2 separate regions of the Mus musculus genome follow, and region 1 is linked to region 2. The links are chromatin loops, found by intact Hi-C in ENCODE. Cell type or tissue: left cerebral cortex. All regions are shown on one strand. Each heading gives the region's core, and the rest is flanking DNA. Links, peaks and the distances in the headings are about the cores only.

Region 1 (5,395 bases), core at 207-5,206, 490 kb after region 2:
AAGGGTATACCTTTGCCAAAACGCCTAGACTCCCTACTTAGATGTCTCCCAGTCTAAAATGCTTCTAAATTCACAGGATAAATTTGGCCCCATTATTCACAATGCAATAACACTAAATGGTCACTTACTGGTACCTTAAAAGGAAACTTTTACAACTCTCTTGCCAGTGATCTGTCAGGTTTCCCCTCCCCTGCATTTTCCCACGGCTTACCATCTGTTCCCAGGTCCATGCCCCCTTACTGGCATACATTTTCCAAGTCATTGCCTACACTTCTGTACTCTAGTGGCCATTGCCTGCTGTCAAGCCACACCATGTTTCTCACATTCCGCACACTATGTTACTTAGATTTGTCTTTATGTTTGTCTCTGTCACACTTCTGCTGTTCCATTCTAAGATACCTAGCTCCTTCTGCCATTGTAAGATATAAGAGACATGACTGTCTTTCAGGCAGAACTGCTGTTTCTGCTTCATCTTAACAAGAGTAGTCCTGTGACCATCCATCCCCTTTGTTATGGGCAGCTCACACATCACTCCCTCCTCACTTTAAGATAGGCTGAATTGGAAAGTGTCTCCAAAGGCACTTTCCAATTAAAATAAGGTAAATAATGATTTCAATATTAAAGATTAACAACAGTGAAAAGATTAAAGACCACCACTGCCTTATGTTATGTTTCGCCTTGATTTTACTACTGTCATTAAATCACAATGTATTTTCATTATTTGCTAGATATATCCAAGACAAGTAATTAAACAAACACAAACTGTCTAACTCAGGTTTGCTTAGTATCTCTCAATATTGTCAGAAATCTGCTAAATGTAACGTTAAATGTTTAAGTTGATTATGATAGACGATGGCTTGTAAATTTTGACAGTTTACCCCCCACTGTCTCTGAGAAGACAAGTTTCTACCTAGATTGTGGTATGATAACCACTGCTCCATTGCCTTGACTGCTGCCAGCAAGAAGTAGCTAAAGATCTCGATAACCCCATTTTTGCTTCACCATCACCTTTTTCTTGTTTCCCTTTAACTAAACCAAAATGGAGAAATGTTAGCATTCCTTGTAGGTTTCACAGCCAGTTAGGCCTGGCTTACTATAAAAGGGGCTGTTTGCCCCCTCTGTGCTTACACTCTTATTATTTTTGTCTCTATTCTATACCAGACATCTTTCTCCCTCTTTCCTCTTCCTTTTCTCTGTTTTCACATGTACCTGGCTGGCCTCGTCCTTTGCCTCTGTCTCTGTCTCTGAGTCTCTCTCTCTCTCTCTCTCTCTCTCTCTCTCTATATATATATATATATATATATATATATATATATATATATACACACACACACACACACACACACACACACACAGACACATATTTTTTTCTCTCTGTCCATACTCCCTTCACAACTCCCTGTCCCACGCCTTAAATAAACTCTATTCCCTACTATACTCACTGTATGCCTGATACCTCGGGGGGAAGGGATGCCTCAGCATAGGTCCACTGATGCACCCATCCTACCTCACCATACTGTCCGCTACCAAAACATACCCTAGCCTCTTTCTTTTTTATAAAACATAACAGCAAGTGTACATATTTAATGTTTAAAATCTTCCAAACACATCATGAATACCAAGAAAATTGTCCTATCATTGTAGGTGCCTACCTGCTCCTTTGCCAGTCAAAACTACTCTCTACCATTTTGTAAACATACTGTGTATATATACATACATGTATTGAAAGGAAATAAAACTTGAGACCCGTGATTCATGTAATGTATGTCAAATAGCCCAAAGAGTTGTTTGTGAGCTTTGAAACCTGGGGCTGAGAACATAGCAGAACAGACCAGGACATGGCCTGGCAGGCCTGTCATGTCACCTCCCTACCTCCCACCCCTCTGACCTAAGTTAAATGTTAACAGGCTGCTGATGTTTAAATGGACCAATCATGTGAAACCGCGCCAATTCCTCCCCCAGCCCCACTCCTTTTCTATAAAAACCCCTAGCTTTCAAGCCTCGTGGTCGAATCCACTGTCTCCTGTGTGAGATATGTTTCAACCCGGAGCTCCACCATTAAAATACCTTATGTTGTTACATCAAGGTGTTGTGTTCTGTTCGTGATTCTTGGGTGCACGCTGAATCAGGAGTTGAGTGGGAGTTTCCCCACTAGGTTCTTTCAGTATGTATATGTGAATGATTGAATGTATATAGATACAAATGATAGGACAGAATGGAGCTTTATGTTCTTCTTTTTAAAAGGCAGTAATATCGTATTAAAAAGCAGGAATCCTATCTATGATGCCTTGAGTGAACTGCAAAGTACTAATGGTTTTTAAGTCAGTTGTAATAAGTTTTTAAATAATTCACAGAGGATTTTTGTTTGTTTGTTTCAGACCATTGTATTTTGTTTATCTTAAATAGAATCTGTGATTTAATGCATGACAAATTAATTTTGTAAGGCATTCTATAAGTTGAATTCACTAAGAAAAGAATGGCAAATGATTATTTTATCAGTTAAAATGTATCAGAAAAAATAATCTGTATTATCTCACAGATTTCAGGAATAGCTGCTGATAACAGCAACAGAACAAAATAAGTTCCTATACCTTTGAATTAAAATCTATGTTTGGAGACTGGTTTTGCAGTGTGAAATAAAGCTATCAATCCATCAGTTTATCCATATGTATTTTTTTCTTTCAGTTAGTATCAGGAGACAGAAATCCAAAGCTCTCTGCTAATGATTTCCTTAGTAAACCTTTGTCTACCTGCAGTGCTAATCTCCAGCTTTGAATTCATGATGAGATCTACTTTGTTTGGGATTTGTTTCCATCAACATTTCATCTCTTCTATTTTTATTTTAACAATGTGATGTGGAGCTAAAAGTCAGCCTGCTAAGACAGCATCTCACACCCACTTTCCCCTGGCAGCCTCTTTTATATCACATTCCACAGCAGTAATTTTTTTTTTTAGCTCTCTGATTGGTGAGATTTCAAAATATTGAAATGCTATAAAGAATCTAGATCTTTGTATGTGTAATTTTGTGAGTGACTAGTTATCTACAGAGTAATATTCTAATCTAAATTACACATTTGTGTGCTTTGTATATAAATCCTTTTTGTACATTGACTACTGTGGATCATTATAGAACCATCTTTAATTACATGTTTGAAACTTAAAAATATATAGATTGATGAAATATAACAATTCAAATCTATTTGTTTAAAATTAGAAATTTGAAATAATTTAATTTTGATTGATAAAACTACACAGGCTGAAATTGTATAATTTTGCAATCTTAATCTTTATTAGGCATATATTTGGCCCAGAAATACAAAAGCAAATTAAATATGTGCCTCCCTGTAGGGGCTATCTAGAGTAGCCTCCACCTACAAGGTATGTTAAAGTTGCTTTAGATATCTTGAAGGCATTCTGGCCCTTGTCATAGAGAGAAAGTCACAGAATGTGTAATCAATTTCAAGAGTTGCACAGAGGATACCATGTTAAATCTAGATAAAGAATAAACCCATCCCTTACTAACTGGATCTTCTTACCTTCACAACCCCTCACAAAAAAGACAGAAGTATAAATTGTCCTTGCAAACAATGTGCTTGCTGAGCAGGTGTAAATGGTGTCAGGTATTCACTACCACTTTTGATGTGTTAAGATGCGTTTAACCAAATGTCTTCTTTTGCTTCCTTAATAAGGCAGTTTTCTTGTTAATATTAAGTATATTTCCAGTGTATTTCTGAAACAAAGTGAGAAACTGGACACATATTTTTAACTCTATTCCTTTCAAAAATACTATGGAGAGAAAAGTGAACATTAAAATTTACAATGATAAAAAGAAATTGATGAACAAGAAGAAAACATAATTCTTCATATATTATTTAAAAAATTGAGGATTGGTTGCTAAGAAAGTCAGAGAGGCAAGTTGCAATAAGTAGCAGATCACAGCCAACAGGTAGAAAGTCTGTTTTGTGGATGGGGTAGAGGGGAGAGTCATTATCTGAAGTGCCACCTTAACTGCTGGAATGAAAAAATAAGGATTCATTACAAATCAATACGTTCAGTGGGTGGCTAGTCACTTCTCTGCATTCCAGACTTTAAGTGCAGCTGCTCATCCATAAGGAAGCTGAATGCCTTCTCAGAAGAGAGACAGGTTAGTCAATCTAGCTGGCTCCTGAGTTGATTAGTGTGGACTCAAGGCTCACACAGTACCGTCCAGTTTTAAGGCACCAAAGTGTCCTGAGAACAAGCCGAACATACTGCTTACATATCAACCTGGGTTCTTTATTGTCACCTTAGAATTGGTGATGACCAGTATACTGACAAAAATTTGAAATGAAAAAAAAAAAAAAAACCAATATTTGAATTGAAACATAAAAGTTGTCTTTGATATAAAATTTAAAAAGAAAAATCTGAAAATAAATTTGTAGTCATAGAGTATATCTTGACATATTAGATCCTTATGAAAATAAAAACAAAACAACAGAAAAAAAATGTCACCAGGAAGTGATTAGGTAACAGGAAACAGTGCTGAATGTCTAACAAGGGTTGAGAAATCAAAGTTCCACTAAAAAGTTGAAAAAACAAGGAAAATGCTGCCCAAAAGCACACTGAAAAATGAAGCAGTATACTGTAAGTATTGAAACCTTAAGTTATTAAACCATGACAACAAACATTATCAACCCATGTGATATTTGAAGAAGGGATGATAGAGAAAACAGAGGGGAAATAGTCCTAAGAATAATTGAGAGATGTCTTTCCAAGCTGAGAGACAATATTTTACCAAATTTGGTAGATGAAAGAAAGAAACACCAAGTTATAAGAAAGATAACAGAATATTCAAAGTAAAAAAGTAAATTTTTTAAATGCCCCAAAATAAGGTGAATTAGAATAGATTTAAAATTATAGAATCACCAGTACCTTCACATTTCTATAGTTTTTTTTTTTTCCTGATAATTCTTTGCCTGGCATAATTGCCATGAGATAGAATGAAATCTTTGAATATTTAGTAGTTACATAGTTAATTGTCATGTACCTATAGAATTTTTTTTTTTTAGCAAAATAAGAGAATTAAAGAAAATCTCAAAAGTGAACTTTAAACCAGAAATATGACATAAGAGAACAGAGAGAAACTGAAGCCCCAAGGTAAAGAGCAGAAACTAGCAATGAGATGCTGTCCAAGAAGAATTCCCAAGTTACAGAGGTAATATTTGGCAGCTTAGAAAAGTTTTGAAGAACAGACTAAGACGGAGAGTTGACTATTATTAGAAGAAAGTAGCTAATAGCCATAGAATTTTCAAAGAACTGATTAAGATAGTGTCATTTTCAAGGTTGGTGTAATAAATATTTTGTTATTCATAATAGCATAACCAACATACTGATTTCAAATTATGCAATCATTTTA
Region 2 (5,395 bases), core at 310-5,309:
TATTTTATAAATCTGTTTACAAACAAATTTACAAATAATTTAAGCAGGGAAACTTTAATCATATAAATGTAAGGTGAATTAAAATGCTAGTTGCAATCTTTCACATGACTATATATTTAATAAATTCATAAACTAGTTGAAAACAGTCATATTCCAGTAGACCTAGCACAATTTATTCCTGAAATTTAAGATTCTATAAGCAGTAAATGTAAGGCCAGAATAGTTTTCCTGATACATCATCTAAATTATTTATTTATTTTCAATTACATTCCAATTGTAAAGGTGTCTATTTTTCCTTGCTGTGAATTATGTGATGACTCTCATTGTTCATTAGAGCACTTCTGTAGTTTTTTTTTTCTTAGAATATTCTTTTAATTTTGTACTGTGAAGAGATTTGTAATATAGACAGAAATTCTTAGTGGGAAAATCTGTTTCTTTTTTTTGCTTAAAATTAATGTTACTATAGAATATCCTAACTTTTTCTTTATTATTACAAAGAACTTCAAATTTCCACATTTAAGGGAATGGTATTTCTAGTTTTATCTGAGAATAAGATGTTTAGCTGTGGATTTTAAATCGCCCTTTAGCAATGAAATTTATAGTATATTTGTCCAAGAATCATTCTTATTCACTTGTACATTCAAACTTCTTTTTATCAAAGAGAAATAATATTTTGCAATGCAGTCTTACTACCTGTACATGAAAGTACCATTTTACTATGCTTCTATTACAAACACCATGTCTAGGAGAATTAATTTCTAGGAAATAAAAATAAAATGGGGTGTTCTTTGAAGTTACTGATCATTTAAATTTCACCAATTTTCTCAAATTTATTTCAGGTGATATTCTTGGTCTTTCCTTGTACTTGGCAATGTCTCAAAAAATGAAATAAAGAATTTCCTTTCATGGCCCCTCAGTCCTGTCAGCTTGCACCCTTTGCTTCTCTATGCATATCCCACACTGCTAGGATTTGCAGGATTTGAATTCCTAATCTATTCCCTCCATCCCATCTTAATTTTATCCTGTATGCAGCCAAGATCTCATGACTCATCATTTCTTTTTTTAACCTGTTTTTCTTTTTTTATTAGATATTTTCTTTATTTACATTTCAAATGCTATCCCAAAAGTTCCCTATACCCTTCCCTGCCTGTTCCCCTACCCACCCACTCCCACTTCTTGGCCCTGATTTTCCCCTGTACTGGAGCATATAAAGTTTGCAATACCAAGGGGCCTCTCTTCCCAAAGATGGCCAACTAGGCCATCTTCTGCTACATATGCAGCTAGAGACATGAGCTCTGGGGGTACTGGTTAGTTCAACCATTTCCAAAAACCCCCTTTCTTGTCTTATAAAACCTGTGCTTCAAATCTTCCCAGAAAGCATGCTTTCTATGCTTTAGGGCATGGAATTTTTCTGTGAATCAAATCAAAGAATAAAACCATGTAAGGTTGAGCCCCCACAACATGAACAGGGAAGTCAGCACAGCCAGCAATCACTCCTTAAGACATTTGCTTTGTTCAGTTTCCCCACAGATGGCATTTATGTCTTCATCACTTGCTTTAAACACTCTATGACACCCCCTTCTTCCTCATCCATAGGACATGATGTTAGCACTTTATTTATAGATTAAATAGAAGCCATTGAGGAGAGGATTCTCTCAACCCACTGCCTTCTCTACAAGTTCCCATTCCTCAGAGCGAAACCGTTTACCATCTGTACCCCAATTCTCTACAACAAAGAACACTAAAATGGAAAATGTTGATCTTGTTGAAAATCCTTCCCTGACCATTTGCCTTTTTAAGATAGGCTACTCTACATACCTTACCGTGGCTTTAATGCTTTGACCCATGCCTCTGGTAAGTATGTCTGTCCGTATCAAATGGTAGCTTATAAACATGCATTGGTGCCTCCTAACTGCTGTGCTTATGGCAATTAACTAATTATCAATTTCTTGACCATCCCATTTACTTTCCTGGCTACTCAGTGAAGACTTTGAGCACTTTGAGAAAGAACTCATGGAATATTTTCTCAAAAGCTTTCTTAGAGTGTTGTCTGTCCAATTTAACTACTCCTTCTAGATGGTCTATCTCCTTCATAAAATATAATCATAGCATCTATGGTGAGTTATAAAATCACTTCTTTTGTCCACATTTATTGTACTTCCATGTACAAATAAGTAGAATTAAGTAAGTGCTAAATGTCTTCAAGTAACTTCTGAGTACTAGCAAAATATTTTTCTTATCAACAAGAAACATTTGAACCAAGCTTAATTATTACCTCTTGCATTGGCAGTTGCCCCTATAATTTTGCTATATAAGTATTTAGTCAAAATTAATAAGCTTTCCTCGATGATTTAAAATAATAATGGAATGGAAAAGATTGCTTTTAATATAGCTTTCCCCCTATGTGTTTATAGTCAGTAAATTATTGAAGAATCATAATTATATTTGCTAAGAAATTTGAGTCAGTAGTAATAAAAAGACTTGGATTAAAATTGAAAATAAAGTCATTAGAAATTAGCAATAAGTGAACAATTTCCACAAGTGAATAATGAAATAAGAGGAAATGGATGCAATCACATTTAAAGAAACAGTAGGTATTATATAGGTTTACCATTATATTATACAGTACAATACTTGTGCTTCTCATTTTATGAAGTGCTTCTAAATGTGGGACTGTTAATTATATCCTGTCTGGAATGCTACAAAATAAAGTTCTGTGTGTGCTTGGAACTCTTTGGGTAATTGGAGAGTGAGACCCACTCACAGTTTAAAGGTAGGAGAAGAGAGTTCTGGGGAAAACACAGCAAGGAAAATCACTCCTAGCTCCCAAAGATTTTGGAAATTCAACAGTTTTTATTATAGCTGTGGTTACAAATGTGACTATGGAGAGAGATGACAGCCTATGAAACTGCTTCTCTGGTCTCTGAGTCACTGCTCCATCAGTTAGTGGTGAAGGGAAAGCTCTTACTACTCTTATTAATGCAGAGAAAATGCAACTTCTAATGTGTACATTTAGTCTTCTATTTGGAATGACAAAAACTATAATTCCACATATGTTACTGTTGCTTTTGACCATTAAAAACAGAAAAGAATTAGATTTTTTATTACCTTTTTTATAGTCCATAGAATTATATATTTTTATATAAGCATTTGCATCTTCTGGATAAAAAACAACAGATACTTTAAATTTCATATTAGTCCCTTTGTTTTTAATAAGTTTTACAGTTTGAGAAACAAATGTATTGATGCTCAAGGCATCCCATCATTGAATGTCCTTGCAGGACAACCATTATGTTCCACAAAACATACAGTGATGCTTTTGCTAGGATTATAAACCTACATAGTGAAGAATGACAATTTAAAACAAGTTTAGCTAACAGAGAACAAATAGGGACTAGAAATATATTCAGCTCTTAAGGCTCTCAGTCATAACATCAGAATATACACTATCCATTATAAAGTCACCATTTATAAAGTTCTAGTTACTGGGAAACAGTGGAAAGTTACTATTTTCTAACTCAATAAACATAGTATATACAGAATACATGCCCAGGAAAATGCATCCACTCAGTGTTCTATTTGATGCAAATTAATTAATCTACTGCTTTCATAATTAATAATCTTTCATAATTAATAATCAGAGAATGGAACTTATGAATCAAAAGTGTGTACTCTAGGCAGATGTCTAGAACCAGGCTTGATACTGCATTTAATGCTGCTTACTGATTGTGAAAACATCAGGACACAATATCATTTTGCCTTTTCTTTGGGAAAATGGAGACATGAATACAAATAGTCTCAAATATTCTCTTTCTTTAGACTCAGTCTCTACAGTATTCATATTACGGGCTCGTACTGCCTGCCTGATTGGATACTGTATTGAATTAGTTCATTAATACAGAGCTCCAATCAGATGTATGATTGGAACTTGAAAGACCATTCATTACTGTATTCAAAGCTCTTTGAGAGTCTGCAATGAGTCAATATTTGTGCTAAGCACTCAGGAACAATATCTCACACAGCCTGTTTCAGGGAACTAAATATTTCTCTTTGCTTCACTGGTCTTTGTCTCCCCGTGTTTTAAAAAATAAATTGTTTGCTAAGAACAAAGAGTTCTCTAAAATGCTATACAAAAAGAATGAAAGCATGTTTGATCTGAGTTCTGAAGGAAGAGTTTTAGCTATTCACTCTCAGAGAACACAGAGGATCAGTTAGTGGTTCTTGCAGCATAAGCGGTATGTAAGACAGACAGGAACAGAATGGGAAAATAAGAAATCAGAATAGATGAATGGATCTTAGGTAAACAGGGATGTAAGTCAGTTTGGGGAAAATGAAATTTTCATGTTGATATGAAACTTGTAGAACAGATAAAATGATATGGAGATTGGCTTTAGAATCAGTTCAATTCTTGTTAACCTAGCATTGTTTGGAAAGAAAAACTGAATAACTGAACTGCATGCTTAATAAAGAACTACATTTTAAATGTTTAAGAAGATAAACATAAGGAAATAGGAAAAATTATCTTGGCGTATTTTCTATCATATTAGGCTGTTTAATTTTCCTTTTAACTACATAATGACATAGCACTTGGATATGAGTAAAATTCCTCAGCATCCAACAAATTCTTGTATTTTTTCCTAGAAATTCGAAAATACAAGTAACTTAGAGCATTTTTTGAGCAAAACTTTATAAGAACCAACCAAATCAGACATTTGTTATATTTGAACTTATTTATCTTTGTTCTGACTAAAATGATTCTCTTTTATCATAATGAACTTGTTTTTCTTGCTGGAATAATAATACCAAGATTCCAGTTTCATATTCCAAATTGGATCTATTAACATTCTTATATACCAGACTCAATGTCTACTTTTTTTGTTTGTTTGTTTTTCGAGACAGGGTTTCTCTGTGTAGCCCTGGCTGTCCTGTAACTCACTCTGTAGACCAGGCTGGCCTCGAACTCAGAAATCTGCCTGCCTCTGCCTCTCAAGTGCTGGGATTAAAGGCTTGAGCCACCACTGCCCAGCTCAGACTCAATGTCTTATCAAGTCCTGATAAGTTATTTCAGTGTGATAGGGTTAACATGAAGAAATGTTTTAAAGTACCATTGGCTGGAAAAATCAAGGGATGCCACTGGATTCTGCCAGAGACATACTTGTCCAACAAGCCACTACTTCAGTACTATCATTCAATCATTTCCCTTGAATTCTATGAAGCAGATGGCTCATGTTTTTGGCTATTTTGCATGACAAGGCATCTTATACTATGTATGCTTAGCCCAGTTTATGCTATACACAAATTAATTCAGATTCTATGAACCTTTTATTCACGTAGTATTTTAGAAACCATGACAGTTATTCTTTGCACCAAAGTTCTAGTATATATAGAAATCTGC

The links. A loop is a pair of places that touch in the nucleus more often than their neighbours do. Peaks named below come from ENCODE experiments on the same cell type or tissue, not always from the same donor. Only the 100,000 strongest peaks of a DNase experiment are listed, where the experiment ranks them.
Region 1: it touches region 2 in a loop (2.9-fold over the local background); 2 of 42 quality-filtered maps call a loop at or near these places.

What each region holds. Positions count from the first base shown.
Region 1 is chr3:13,237,591-13,242,985 of GRCm38, reverse strand. No RefSeq gene overlaps it. Among named protein-coding and RNA genes, the nearest start is that of Ralyl, 230 kb to the left of the region's middle. In left cerebral cortex, for the core only: no CTCF peak of the experiment used is centred there; DNase peaks (open chromatin) are centred at 245 and 2,880.
Region 2 is chr3:13,730,887-13,736,281 of GRCm38, reverse strand. The region is part of intron 1 of Ralyl (RALY RNA binding protein-like); the gene reads right to left. Among named protein-coding and RNA genes, the nearest start is that of 4930539N22Rik, 81 kb to the right of the region's middle. In left cerebral cortex, for the core only: no CTCF peak of the experiment used is centred there; DNase peaks (open chromatin) are centred at 1,569 and 2,792.